2 separate regions of the Homo sapiens genome follow, and region 2 is linked to region 1. A link is a loop called in an ENCODE intact Hi-C map of the cell type or tissue named here. Cell type or tissue: Calu3. All regions are shown on one strand.

The links. Hi-C counts contacts between places; a loop is a spot of excess contacts. Peaks named below come from ENCODE experiments on the same cell type or tissue, not always from the same donor. Only the 100,000 strongest peaks of a DNase experiment are listed, where the experiment ranks them.
Region 2: a loop joins it to region 1, with 2.6 times the contacts of the local background. A loop is called at or near these places in 3 of 110 quality-filtered maps.

What each region holds. Positions count from the first base shown.
Region 1 is chr4:142,094,963-142,097,462 of GRCh38, forward strand. The region is part of intron 23 of INPP4B (inositol polyphosphate-4-phosphatase type II B); the gene reads right to left. Among named protein-coding and RNA genes, the nearest start is that of IL15, 460 kb to the left of the region's middle. In Calu3, no CTCF peak of the experiment used is centred here; a DNase peak (open chromatin) is centred at 1,209.
Region 2 is chr4:141,859,793-141,862,292 of GRCh38, forward strand. No RefSeq gene overlaps it. Among named protein-coding and RNA genes, the nearest start is that of IL15, 220 kb to the left of the region's middle. In Calu3, no CTCF peak of the experiment used is centred here; a DNase peak (open chromatin) is centred at 1,379.

The DNA.
Region 1 (2,500 bases):
ATTTATTCCATTCATATGGCTCCCTTTTTTGACTTGATGTGGTCTCTGATTTGGTAATCTGGGACACTCATATATTTACAGTTTATCAATGGCAACAAAACATATTAATCTATTAATGTGCTCACACTGTTATTTTCCGACCCACTTGATAAAGATAATTTTATCCTTGAGACTTCAATTTCTCACCCTTACTTAGCCTCTAAGGAGAGTTTCACTCTATCTGACATTCTGTGATGCAGAATTGGGAGAATGATAAAATAAAGGCTGAAGAAAAAGTGGACTGGAAACAAAAGACGTTGCAGTTGTGGTTCAGGGAGGAGGAGAATGGTAAATAAAGAGTGAATGTTTGGAAGAGTGCTATGCCAAATAGCTGAGTGAATTACAGAGTTGGAAAAGTGGATCTAAAAAGTGAAATAAGAATTTGTTAATTGTCTTTAATTTGATGTTTCATTGAAGGTTAGAACTAACGTAGTCACCTTTAATCGTTTTTCTGTTGATTGGACATCATACTAACAACTTCTTGTTAACAAGAAGTTAAATTCAGATATTTATTTCCAAAAGGGATGATGAGTCTCAATATTTTCAGTATCCATCTTACTTTGCAGTGTCAGACCAGAGAACTTATCCTAATGATGATTTCAGGAGCTCACCTATAGGAGCATTCCAGAAAGAAAAAAGTATGCTTTGTTTGAAAGATTATCAGAGAATCAGTGATTTCACGAAAAAATTAAGATAAGTCAACATAGATTGCAAAGACTATAGAAATGACAGAGAAGGAGAGAGGCTATTGGATAGGGATGAAATTTGGTTCAAACAATTGAAAAAGCTTCACGATCAAATTTAACTAGATTGTTGTTTGTTTCTGTTGTTTGTACACAGCAGAAATATAACTGTTGAAAAGCTCAGTGTACCACAATTATCGTCTTAACCATCTCTCTAATATTCATAAGTACATGTGACACTTTTTAGTCACAGAAATTGACAGTGGAAATTTTAATATTAACTTCTTTTCCCTGGTGAGATAATGGTAGAATTTACTTTGAAGTACAAGGTGTATACAAAGTAATTATTCTCATTTGGCTGACAATGAAATGCAGGCATTGAAAACACTAAATGACTCACCTAAGTGAGCTTTCAATTGAATTTATGTCTTTTGATTTCATGCCATTATGTGCAGACTTACTAGACTGGTATACTGGGAGGCCAGCCAATCTTTCGTGAGTAGTAGAATCTGGAATGCAAGAGTTAGACATTCAAAAAAGATGAGAGCCTCAGTGAAGAGAAAATAATGAAGAAAATGTAAGGATGATTGAAAGGCAAGAAAATCTAAGTTTGTACCTACACATACTACAACAGAATAAGGCTAGCTAAAAGATTTGACGACTGTAATTTATGAAGACCACCAAATAACACAGACATTGCAACATAGATAGTAACATAGATCAATGTCTGGTTGGCCAAGCAGGTGGACCTTTGTATATGTATATGTGTGTCTACCTTTGTTGCTTGTACTGCTGTTTGTATTTCATAATTTGATCGTGTCTAAAATTTAAGGGACATTAAAAGTCTATGTAGTTTAACATGCATTGAGGAAATAAAAATTGGATATTATTTCTTCTCACTTTTTCTTTTAAAAAGAAACAGAAGTGCTTCTAAAGATAGTAGTTAAAAAATTCTCTCAATCTTTTTAATGCTAAAAAAGCATTAAAAACTTCAAAAGATTAGTGCATCAGAGTTTCTTCTGCAATGAGTTTAAAATAAATTTGTAATTACAAGTGTGTAAAAATATATGAACAGAAAATAAAAGTATGGTGCTGGAAATATTCCAATATTTAAAAATCTACAATCTTCAGTTCACTGCAGAAGCCATTAGACAGCAATGGTGGAGCAGCAGCATATAAATTAAAAGAACATTTGACTGGGAGTCAGAGAACATGGAATTTAGTCTCTCTTCTCCTGCCAAAGGGTATGTGAATGACCCCAAGTCCCTCATAGCAAATGATGGGGTTGGACTAGGTCAGTATTTCTTAATCTATGTCCTGGGGAACACTTATTTAAAAAATGCAAATGAGGGTTTCAGATAATTTTGTATGTTCCCATAATGAAAAAAAAGCTATTTTAAATAAAATTAATTTAGACACTATAGATTAGGGTTTGCAAACTATGACTTGCAGGCTAACCCCAGGTCATACATTTTTTTATTTTTGTAAATACATTTTTATTAAAAGTCAGCCATGTCCATTTTTTGTTTATTTTATGTTATTTTTATTTTATTTTATTTTATTTTATTTTATTTTATTTTATTTTTTGAGACGGAGTTTCGCTCTTGTTGCCCAGGCTGGAGTGCAATGGCGTGATCTTGGCTCACTGCAACCTCCCACTTACTGGTTCAAGCAATTATCCTGCCTCAGTCTCCTTAGTAGCTGGGATTAGAGGTGCCTGCAACCATGCCTGGCTAATTTTTTGTATTTTTTAGTAGAGAGAGTTTTTCACCATGTTG
Region 2 (2,500 bases), 240 kb before region 1:
TTTCTAGTTATGCAGTTTGAAGTTAGTGGTTTCTGATTGATTAAGTTTAAATTTTATCTCTCTCTAAGTTAGTTACAAGGAAGGCATTCAAGTTAGATTTAGGTTGCTTATATTGGATCTCAGGGCACTGAAGCTGCCTCAGGTGAATTGCCTCCTATTTAGTTATTTTAGCAATGTTTATTGACAGATAAATGAATAAACAAAGTGTGATATGTCCACACAGTGGAATATTATTCAGCCTTTTAAATAAACAAGGGCAAATTTTTATTTCTTCATTGAAATGTTAAAATTATGATGCCAAAATGAAAACCTCTGTAGTTTTGATAATGTTAATATTAAAAAACACCTCCAAAAATCAATGGAAGATCTTTTGTGTAAGGAGGTGTTAAGCCTTTATGACGAAAAAGGGAAAAGAGCTGCACTCAAATGTTTAGTGGCCAGATTAGCAAATGACTAATACTTAACTTTTTTGTATGTAAAATTTGTAGCTAAACTTCTTGGTAAATTGAGGTTTTAAAATCAGGGAGAAGGACTTCTGCTTCTGGAAAGATGGAGTAGACATCTTTTTTTTCCTATTTCTTCTACTAAGTTCAACTAAAAACTCTGGACATTACATATAAAACAAACATAAGAAGACATTGAAGGTAGAAAAAGAAGACAGACTAGCTAGCAAACTCTGGATTCAAGGAACAACATTCTGGTAAGTTACTTGGGTTTTTTCTTTGCCTCATATATCTCAGTTGAAGAAGCTGGCAATCGGCAAACACCAACAGATACAGAAAATAAGAGACCCATAAAAGGCCATTTTTTCTAGCCAAAGTACCAGGAAAGGAACAACCTAGCAAGACAAAAATCTTTTATACGGTAAATGCTTTATTCTAGCCATCTACCACAGAAAAGAACTGTGGCTCCACACTTACCAGTAAGGGTGGGGAAAGTAGACTTCCACATTTTCTAGGCACCTAATTCCTCCCTTGTGGTGTCAGAGAAGGCCAATTAGAAAGCCAGGACTTTCATCCTTATTGGGTAGATAATAAGCCATCTCCCTCCCCTTGATGTCAGTGGTGACTACTTGTGGATGTAGAATTTCTATCCATCATAAGGTGACCTCCACCCACTCCTGACTGGAGTGATATCAGAGGAAGTTAAATAGAGAATCAGGATTGCCATCAACGCCAGTGCTAATAAGACCCCTCCATTCTGGTGTAAGCAGAGGCTCTGTGGGAAGCAGTTAAAAGGCACTCCTATCCCTTCCAGACAAGGCGATGTTCAGTGGAGGCCTACTGGAGAGCTACAACTCCATCCTTTTCCTGCAGCAATGAGGAATCTTCCTACCCTCAGGTGTCAATGCATGTAATTGTGGAACCTGTGCTTCTATCCTCACCTGGCAGTAGGTGGTGCTCACATCTTTCCATGCTAGAATGGTGTCAAAATAAGACAGCTAAACAGAAAGATTAAATAAGAACAAGAGTTCCATAAAACACCCAAAATATCCAGGTTTCAATTGAAAAACACTCATTATGGCAAGGATCAGAAAGATCTCAAAAATGAAAAAAAGGCAATCAACAGATGCCAAAACAGAGATGACAACAATGTTAGAAATATCTGACAAGATTTTAAAAGTCATCATAAAAATTTTTCATGAGCAATTTATAAACATATTAGAGAAAAAATCAGAATGTCTCAGAAAAAAGAAAAATCTCAACAGTAATATAGAAGATATAAATAAGAACCAAATGGAAATTTTAGAACTAAAAAATACCATAATTATAAAAAAACTCAATGAATGGGCTCAAAAAATTGAATAGAATGGAAAGAAGAGTCAGTGGACTTCAAGATAGAAAAAAGAAATTACTTAATCTGTAAAACAAATCAGACAGAAAAAAATAGAGCTTTAGGAACCTGTATGTGGAGGCTAAAGCAACTTCATCTTGGAGGCTAATCCACCATGTTGACATCTGATTAACCCCTATTCTAGGAAGGCCTCTAAGATTTCCAGTATGTCTTTTGTTTCTTGGCAAAGAGCACTTACTTACTGTAAATCCTGCTCTTAGGTCAAAACAACCTTGATGTTATTGTACTTCAATTGTCCTACACATCCCTTCGGAATGTAGGAGGTTCCAACACCTGGTCTCGCCACAGCCCAAAACACAGACATGGCTTCTATCTGTAGGCCCTTATTAAACATGTATTTCTGAGAAACTGGATATGCCAGCCTCTTTCTTTGGCCTCTCAACTTCCTTGGACTTTGAGGATAGGCTTGTATAGGATAGGCCCACCATGGAACACTGTGAAACTATAATAAAGTTCTGACTCTCATGCCATCTACATCTGGAAGAAAGATAAAAAAGGGAGAGAATAAAAAGGTACTCAAAGAAATAATGACTGAAAACTTCCCAAATTTGGCATAAGGCACAATCCTATAGATTCAAGAAGCTGAGTGAACTCCCAAAAGAAAAAAACAAAGGACATGCCAAGAAACATGTGGTCAAACTTCTGA